Linked DNA regions of Homo sapiens: region 2 is linked to region 1. A link is a loop called in an ENCODE intact Hi-C map of the cell type or tissue named here. Cell type or tissue: B cell. All regions are shown on one strand.

Region 1 (5,000 bases):
ACATATACACACGTGCACACCTATGCAGAACCACATATACACATGTGCACACCTATCTATACCACATATATACACGTGCACACCTATGCATAACCACATATGCACACGTGCACACCTATCTATAACCACATATATACCTATGTATGCATGTCTATACATGAGACCAGAGAAGTCCCGCAGTGGTCTCCATGTCTCATCCAGGACAGAGGAAGCATTCTACCGAGTAAATTTATGAATAAGTTTGGCTTGATGAGTGCATTTGTGATGAATAATCCCTGTTTGCCTCACTTTGCATGTGCTTCCTGGCTTCTGTTGTACACGGGCTGAGCTGGGGCTGGGAGGATGGTTCTGATGTCAGGAAAATCCCCAGCTTGCCCTGGCTGTCAGGTCCTTCTTAGAGCAGGTTGTAGCTATTGGTCACTCTCTGTATACACGTGTCTGTATATGTGTAAATCTTTCTGTGTTTGCGTCTACCTATCTGTCTGCATCTTTTTAGATCTGTTTCTTTGGAGAGCACTGACTAGTACAATCCCATTTGCTTGTAAAGGCAGTCTCATTCTGAAATAAGACAATCTTCCGAATTCTTGATGTAAGCCTCTGCCTGTCTGGGACATTCCCCGGAAAGCAGGGGAGGGACTTGGCGCTTCTTCTCTTCACCCCTCATGTGCCACCCCCCACTAGGCTGCCAAGGCAGGTCACCCAGTTCTGCCGGCCTCAGTCTCCTCCCTAGGTCGCTGGCTCCAGGTTTGAAAAGATGTGTATAGGGCAGGGATTATTGGCTCTTTCAGTTTATGGGAGCTGTTGCTCCTTTCTTCTACTTACTTGAGGGTTTATTATTTTTTAAGTAATTACTTTCCATAGACAATGGACCAGAAAACACCTGAAAGATAGCGACTAAGTTCAAGGTTGCTCCACGCCAGGCATGGTGCTCCTGGTTCGAGAGCTCCACTCACGTGGTCCTTACGAGAATCTGAGCAACATGAACACCGTTTTTCAGCTGTTGAACCTAAGACTGAACAAGGTTAAATAATTTATCCAAAGTCACAAGCTAGTAGTTGCAGAGCCAGCATTTGAAGTCAGACTTAGCTGAGTCCAAGCCCGTATTCTTAAGCACCACAATTTGCTTCCAGGCATCTTGTTTCTATAAAGCACTCAATGATTTTACTACAACGATCTTATTTATATGAGACTTAAGTCATTCAAATATGTTTTTAGGACATGTTAGTATAAAGACAAGGTATTGCCAAAAAGATTTTTTACCTTTCTTCCTTTTTGTTCTAGAAGGTCAATAATGAAATCTAACAAAATAATAATAAAAATAGCAGATAATAATCAATTAAATAACATTTGGTTTTATTTTCTTTTTAAAAATCTAAGAAAAAAGGGGTTCTGACAAATGTGACCAGAAAACCATACAATTCAGATATCCTTTTTCAACAATCATTTATGGGTGTTTCTTGTTATTTGAGAAAATTGAGTTAGGAACAGTGACTCCTCCAATCCACTTACAGTATGGAAAGCTGATATCACAGTACATTTTAAGTCCTTCTGTGGTGAACAGTCTCCTTTTATTTTGCTAATCATCATGGAGCAGAACTAAATATGAACACAGGAGTGGCAGCCTGGCTCAGCCAGCCCAGAAAAATGTCTTTAAAAATGAACTTGTCTAATAAACCTTAATTCCAAATACAGAACATAAGGAAGGAGAATTTACAAATCATGGTATTAGCAGTAAGAAAAGCAAACCAGTTAAAAGGAGTTAATAGAGAATAATGATTGTTAATATGGCCATGAAAATGGGAGAAAATGGTGACAAAACTGATTATCAAAGTAGAAAAGGTAACAAAATAATTCATGAATGATATCACGGATGCAAAAAAAAAAATTCTGATTGCATCAACAAAGATTTGTAGACGGTTGGGAGTAGTATGGAAGGAAGAATGTAAAAGTATTCTTTTTTGTAATTTACTTCAAACATTGCTAGGTTAATAGATATTGCCATTTTATAGTAGTATAAACAAAAATGCTACAATTATACTTTTAAAAGATGCATACCTTCCACATCACAGGAGGAAAAAAATGCTTAAAAAAATCATCATAGCAAAAGTGAAGAAAACTGAATTATGTCATGATAAATTTTTAGTAATTGTGTAATTTAGTGCTCAAAAATAGTTTAGTTCAGGTGTTTTATGCTTAATTTTGGTTACTTTCATCAGTAGAGTAATATATATAATTCCAGTTCCACATTTTTGATCCTCATGACCACTAGAGGGCAGAAGAGAAAAGTACAAGAGGCCCGAGATAGGTCAAATGAGCCTGATGCCATTTTGCAATGTGGGTTTTAAATGGCCTTCCCAACCAGGAATTCTGATTCGTGGTAGACACAGCTATGTCGGTGTGCCAATATGTGTATAGAAAACTCAATCCAGAATTTAAATATTTTTCCTAAATTAGGCCTTAAAATATTATTTTGCATAAAATAAGATGTAAAATAAGCATGTTTATATAAAAATATTCAAATTATTTGACCCAATAACTTCTAGGAGTTTATCCAAAGATAAAGACTGATGTATGTGGATGTTTATCATAGTGTTTTTTTTATCATGATGTATAATTGAAAATTTACCTAAGTAATCAACAATAGGGGATTGTACTAATAAATTATGGTACAGCTATATGATGGAAAACTCTAGCTGCTTTTAAAAATATTTAAGTGTTTTGGGGAAAAGTTATGAAATGTTAAGAGAATATTATAAAAAGTATGATTTGATATTTATGAATTATATAAACTGTGTTGATTTAAATATAGAAACATATCTAGATACTGATGATAAAAATATAAGTCTGGCTGTGGGAGTACAGATATAGAAGTAGAAATGTTCCAAAAAAAAAGGTCACAGTTGAAAAAAATATACCCCCTGTTAAAAGTTACTGTCTCTTCTTTATTACATTTAAATTTATTTTAAGCATTTATACCCTTCACTGGGAAAACTGACTAGCCATAAGCAGAAAACTGAAACTGGACCCCTTCCTTACACCTTATATGAAAATTAACTCAAGATGGAGTAAAGACTTAGATGTAAAACCCAAAGCCATAAAAACTCTAGAAGAAAACCTAGGCAACACCATTCAGGACATGGGCATGCGCAAAAACTTCATGACTAAAACACCAAAAGCAATGGCAACAAAAGCCAAAATTGACAAATGGGATCTAATCAAACTAAAGAGCTTCTGCGCAGCAAAAGAAACTAGCATCAGACTGAACAGGCAACCTAAGGAATGGGAGAACATATTTGCAATCTACTCATCTGACAAAGGGCTAATATCCAGAATCTACAAAGAAGTTAAACAAATTTACAAAAAAAAAAAAAAAAAACCAACCCATCAAAAAGTCGGCAAAGGATATGAACCGACACTTCTCAAAAAAAGACATTTATGCAGCCAACAGACATATGAAAAAAAGCTCATCATCACTGATCATTAGGTATTATGATTAGGCAAATCAAAACCACAATGAGATACCATCTCACACTAGTCAGAATGGCAATCATTAAAAAGTCAGGAAAAAATAGATGCTGGTGAGGCTGTGGAGAAATGGGAATGCTTTTATGCTGTTGGTGGGAGTGTAACTCGGTTCAACCATTGTGGAGGACAGTGTGGCGATTCCTCAAGGATCTAGAACAAGAAATATCATTTGACCCAGCAATCCCATTACTGGGTATAGACCCAAAGGATTATAAATCATTTTACTATAAAGACACATGCACACCTATGTTTATTGCAGCACTATTTACAATAGCAAAGACATGGAACCAACCCAAATGCCCATCAATGATAGACTGGATAAAGAAAATGTGGTACATATACACCATGGAATACTATGCAGCTATAAAAAAGAATGAGATCATGTTCTTTGCAGGGACATGGATGAAGCTGGAAGCCATCATCCTCAACAAACTAACACAGAAACAGAAAACCAAATACTGCATGTTCTCATTCATAAGTGGGAGCTGAACAATGAGACCACTTGGACTCAGGGAGGGGAACATCACACACCGGGGCCTGTCCGGGGTGAGGGGCAAGGGGAGGGAGAGCATCAGGACAAATACCTAATGCATGTGGGGCTTAAAACCTAGATGACAGGTTGATAGGTACAGCAAATCATCATGACACATGTATGTATATGTACCAAACCTGCACATTCTGCACATGTATCCTGGAACTTAAAGTAAAATAAAAAATAAAAATAAAATAGGTGGGTGGAGCCAAGATGGCTGAATAGGAACAGCTCCAGTCTACAGCTCCCAGGGTGAGTGACGCAGAAGACAGGTGATTTCTGCATTTCCATCTGAGGTACCAGGTTCATCTCACTAGGGAGTGCCAGACAGCGGGCACAGGACAGCGGGTGCAGCATACCGTGCGCGAGCTGAAGCAGGGCGAGGCATTACCTCACTCGGGAAGTGCAAGGGGTCAGGGAGTTCCCTTTCCTAGTCAAAGAAAGGGGTGACACACGGCACCTGGAAAATCGGGTCACTCCCACCCTAATACTGCACTTTTCCCACGGCCTTAAAAAACAGCGCACCAGGAGATTATATCCCACACCTGGCTCGGAGGGTCCTACGCCCACGGAGTCTCGCTGATTGCTAGCACAGCAGTCTAAGATCAAACTGCAAGGCTGCATCGAGGCTGGGGGAGGGGCGCCCGCCATTGCCCAGGTTTGATTAGGTAAACAAAGCAGCTGGGAAGCTCGAACTGGGTGGAGTCCACCACAGCTCAAGGAGGCCGGCCTGCCTGCCTCTGTAGGCTCCGCCTCTGGGGGCAGGGCACAGACAAACAAAAAGACAGCAGTAACCTCTGCAGACTTAAATGTCCCTGTCTGACAGCTTTGAAGAGAGTAGTGGTTCTCCCAGCATGCAGCTGGAGATCTGAGAACAGGCAGACTGCCTCCTCAAGTGGGTCCCTGACCCCCGAGCAGCTTAACTGGGAGACACCCCCCAGTA
Region 2 (5,000 bases), 560 kb after region 1:
AAGTCATTCTCCTGCCTCAGCCTCCTGAGTAGCTGGGACTACAGGTGAGTGCCACCATGCCCAGCTAATTTTTGCATTTTAGTAGAGACGGGGTTTCACCGTGTTGGTCTTGAACTCCTGACCTTGTGATCTGCCTGCCTCGGCCTCCCAAAGTGCTGGAATAAAAGAAGTTCTAGTGATCTGTTGCATAGCATGGTGACGATAGTCAATAATAATGTAGTGTATATTTCGAAATTGCTAAAATAATAGATTTTCAATGTTTTCTTCACACAGAAAAAATGATGCCTGTAAAGTAATGGATATGTTATTTAGCTTCATTCAATCATTCCACAATGCAAACATACATCAAAACTTCACATTGTACCTAAGAAATATATACAATTACCGTCGGTTGAAATTATTTTGAAAGAGGCCAGATTAAGCTGCTGCAAGTAGGGATGCAGAGTGGGTGGCACAACTGCAAAGAGCAAGGGTCACCGCCAGGGTCAAGACAGTGACCTCTAACCGTGGCTGGGTGCACAGGGAGACTGCGGGTACAGCTGACAAAGCCTATGACCTCATCCAGGCGTGGGGGTGTGCACCTGTGGTCCCAGCTACTCCAGAGGCTGATGCAGGAGAATTGCTTGAACCTGGGAGGCGGAGGTTGCAGTGAGCTGAGATCGCGCCACTGCACTCCAGCCTGGGAGACAGAGTGAGAGTCTGTGAAAAAAGAAAAAAAAAAAAAAGGCTGTGACTTGACCTGCATGGAGTTCAGAGAAAAGGCAGGAGAAAAAACATGTTCCGGGGAATTTAGACACGAGACTGGAATGAACACTTTGTTCATTGCCTGTTTTCACGCATTTATACATTTATACGTTCTCAACTCTGTTCCAGGAAAGATTTAAAGGACGCAAGTAAGAACGCAAGCCCGTCAAGGCTGCTCCGATTTTAAATGTCAGTTCAGCTCCTACTTTATGGGGTTTGGCAAATAGAGTTAAGGGCCTTTTCCTCAAATGCTCAAACATTCCAATGAGACTAAATCAAGCAACTGGAATCGCTTGAAAACCAGAGACCAGATTCCATTCTCCCTCCGTTTTTTTGAAATCTTCACTTCTTTATCACTAGCTGGGTTTCGATGACTCTTCAGGTGTAAAGGTCAACCTCACAGAAATGGGAAAACCTGTGTTGTTAGGAAGGATGGTTTTATGTGAGCATTTGAAGTTTTAGGGCAAGAATGGCCTCGGGCCATCTGTCAGGAGAAGCTGCCACATCTGGCAGTATCTCTCCTAGGGTGAAACGTGCGCAGATTAAATTGAAGTAATAACGAGCTCACGTGGAGTCTGAGACGAGACAGGAAATTTGTATGCACGGCATGTGCCTTCGGTGCCCGGGCTATGGAGGAAAGAACACAGACAGTCTTCCTGAGGTGGGGCAGACAAAACCGGTGAAAGTGAAGGAGAATTAAGGCGCTACACGGTGGTCATTCAAAAAGCCTCAGAATTCCCCTCCTAAGAAGATGGAACAGGCGTGCGTTTTCCTCCGTCCCGCAGGTGCAACCGGAAACCTCGGGCAGTGCCCATCAGACAAACGCAGGAAGACGAGAGGCGGAGAGAGGAAGCCCGGGGGAGCCGGGGGACCCTGAGAACGACAGGGTGGGGCGTTCCTGGGTTTTTTTTTTTTTGACTCTTCCACCCCAAACTGGGTGCTCACAAGGACGCGGAGGAAGACAGCCACCGCTGCTGTCTCCAGCCAGAGCACTGGGAGAGGCGCGGCTCCAGGAAACATTTCAAGGACCCTGGGAAATGGGTGGAGATCTCCGAATCTAAAAAACCTTCAGGAGACTGGAAGTGTTTTGAAGTTGAGGGTTGTGGTTCTTTCTCATTTGGTTTCAAAACAGGATCCCCATTTCCCTTAATGTAGGATTCGAAGGCATAAGCAGAAGAGGAAAGGGGTGTCAAGGTCAGAGCCGCCTAGAAGCAGAAGCGCAGGCCAGCGAGATGCTCTTCAGAGTGACTTCGCTGTGGGCTGCGGCAGGCAACAGAAGGAACTCAGCATCCACTGGCCACGATCCCCTCCCCGGAGCGGAGGACAGAGCCCAGTTTCTTCAGGCGGTGGCTCCAGCCAGCTCTGCCCCACAGGGAAGGAGCGCGCAGCTGCCACACACCGCAGGCAGCGCTGACAGACTCGGCCTTCCGGGAGCGCAGGCGGGTGGGGGGCGCCGCCCTTGTCGCTGTCCGGAGCCCCGCAGGCCCGTGGCCCCCTGCCTGGTTCTCCCGCCTCTGCAAGCCTAGCCTTCAGGACTCCGCCTCGCCCCCCTCTTTTCTGTTCGGAGACTCACGGGGCCGTCTGTCTGGACCACGTGTGCACATTTCTGACCACGATTCCTCCGCACACCAGCTACAGGCACCGCAGCGCTGGGGACGGCACAGCTGAACTGTGCTGGCAGCGAAGGGGCCTCACGGGGACGGCTCAGCTCCCTGAGGGCGCAACCCACCTGGTCCGGGGGCGGGGGGGGGGGTGAGGAATAAACTTCCGCGGTTTTCAGTGACCCAGTTTGTTGCATGGCACATGTTGGAAAGGTGAATCTGACCGCGTTGACCGCGTTACTTCAGAGATGCGCTGTGAGCTGCTTTGTGCCGCGAAATGACCTGTTTACCCGACAGCGCCCTCTGCAGCCCAGCGCCGGAACGGGCTTTTTCATGATGTTCCTGCGTTGTGTTTACAGCCTCCCTGCGAGGGGTTCGCACGCACAGGCGGACCTCGTTTTGTTGCGCCTTGCTCTATTGTGCCTCGCAGATACTGCACTTGTTTTTACAAATTGGAAGTTTGTGGTAACTCCGTTGGGGCACATCTGTGGGTCCCGTTTTCAAACAGCTTGTGCTCACTTCATATCTCTGTTTCACATTTTGGTAATTCTTGTAATATTTCGAATTTTTTCATTATCATTATATCTGTCATGGTGATCTGTACTTAGTGATCTTCGATTTTACTCTGTAATTGTTTTGGGGAACCAACAACTGCACCCACGTAAGACAGAAAACGTAATAAATGTCACGTGTGTTCCACATGCTCCACTGACCAGCTGCCCCCATCTCTCTCCCTCCCCTCAGGCCTCCCTATTCCCATTACACTATTAATAACCTACAACGGCCTCTAAGTGTTCAAGTAAAAGGAAGAGACACACATCTCTCACTTTAAATCGAAAGCTAGAGATGATTAAGCTTAGTGGGGAAAGCCTGTTCAAAGTTAAGATAGACTGAAAGCAAGGCCTTTTGCACCCAGGAGTTAGCTCAGTTGTGAATGCAAAGAAAAACCTCTTAAAGGAAATTAAAAGTGCTGCTTCAGTGAACACATGAATGACGAGAAAGTGAAACAGCTTTATTGCTGATATGGATCCCTCAAGCCAAAGCCTAATCCAGAGCAAGGCCTCAACTCTCTTCAGTTCCGCAAAGACTGAGAGGAGTGAGAAAGCTGTAGAAGAAAAGTTTGAATGTAGCAGAGGTTGGTTCATGAGGTTTAAGGAAATAAACCATGTCCATAACATAAAAGTGCAACATGAAGCAACAAGTGCTGATGGAGAAGCTGCAGCAAGTTATCCAGAGACCTAGCTAAGGTAAGTGATGGAGGTGGCCACACCAAACCACAGATTGTCAGTGTAGATGAAACAGCCTTCTGTTGGAAGAAGATGCCATCTAGGACTTTCATAGCTAGAGAGGAGAAGTCAATGCCTATCTTCAAACTTCCAAGGACAGGATGTCTCTTGCTAAGAGCTAATGCAGCTGGTGACTTAAACTTGCGGCCAATCTCATTTACTATTCCGAAAATCCTAGGGCCCTTAAGAATTTTGCTAAATCAGGAGGCCGAGGTGGGTGGATCACCAGAAGTCAGGAGTTTGAGACCAGCCTGACCAACATGGAGAAACCCCGTCTCTACTAAAAAAAAAAAAAATACAAAAAATTTGCCAAGCATGGTGGTGGGTGCCTGTAATACCAGCTACTCTGGAGGCTGAGAAAGGAGAATTGCTTGAATCCGGGAGGCGGAGGTTGCGGTGAGCCAAGATCATGCCATCATACTCCAGCCTGGACAACAAGAGTCAAACTCTGTCTCAAAAAAAAAAAAAAAAAAAAAAAAAAAAAAAAGAATTATGCTAAATCTACTCTGTCTTGGCTCTATAAGTAGAATAACAAAGCCGGATGGGAGCACATCTGTTTACAGAGTGGTTTACTGAATATTTTGAGGCCACTGTTGAGATCTACTGCTCAGAAAAAAAGACTATTTTCAAATTATTACTGTTCATTGACAATGCACCCAAGGGCTCTGATGGAGATGTGCAAGGAGAGGAATGTTGCTTTCATGCCTGCTAACACCACATCCATTCTGCAGCCCATGGATCAAGGAGTAATTTCAACTTTCAAGTCTTGTTACTTAAGAAATACATCTCAAAAGGCTATAGCTGCCATAGATAGTGATTCCTCAGATGGATCTGGGCAAAGTCAATTAAAAACCATCTAGAAAGGATTCACCATTCTAGATGCCATTAACAACATTCATGATTCACGGGAGGAGAACCAATATCAACATTAACAGGAGTTTAGAAGAAGTTGATTTCATTCCTCATGAATGATTTTGAGGGGTTCAAGCCTTCACTGCAGAAAGTAACTGTAGATGAGGTGGAAATAACAAAAGAACTAGAATTAGAAGTGGGGCCTAAAAATGTGACTGAATTGCTGCAATCTCAGGATAAAATTTGAACAGATCAGGAGTGGCTTCTTATGGTTGAGGAAAGAAAGTGGTTTCTTGAGATAGAATTGACTCCTGGTGAAGATGCTGTGAACGTTATTGATATGACAACAAATGATTTAGAATATTCCATGAACTTAGTTGATGGGGCAGTGGGTAGGGTTTGAGGGGATTGACTCCAATTTTAAAAGAAGTTGTACTGTGGGTAAAATGCTATCAAACAGCATCGCATGCTACAGAGAAACCTTTCATGAGAGGAAGAGTCAGTCAATGCAGTAAAT

What was found. A loop is a pair of places that touch in the nucleus more often than their neighbours do. Peaks named below come from ENCODE experiments on the same cell type or tissue, not always from the same donor. Only the 100,000 strongest peaks of a DNase experiment are listed, where the experiment ranks them.
Region 2: a loop joins it to region 1, with 4 times the contacts of the local background. A loop is called at or near these places in 5 of 110 quality-filtered maps.

Annotation. Positions count from the first base shown.
Region 1 is chr6:166,784,618-166,789,617 of GRCh38, forward strand. It overlaps a transcript of RPS6KA2 not described here. Among named protein-coding and RNA genes, the nearest start is that of RPS6KA2-AS1, 120 kb to the right of the region's middle. In B cell, CTCF peaks have their summits at 2,268 (motif pointing right) and 2,468; a DNase peak (open chromatin) is centred at 2,284.
Region 2 is chr6:167,348,910-167,353,909 of GRCh38, forward strand. No RefSeq gene overlaps it. Among named protein-coding and RNA genes, the nearest start is that of TTLL2, 26 kb to the left of the region's middle. RefSeq lists enhancers at 2,070-2,748, 2,572-2,866 and a silencer at 2,090-2,359. In B cell, CTCF peaks have their summits at 2,664 (motif pointing left) and 2,863; DNase peaks (open chromatin) are centred at 1,432, 2,632 and 3,322; H3K4me3 peaks cover 2,027 bases; H3K27ac peaks cover 1,500 bases; H3K27me3 peaks cover 1,466 bases.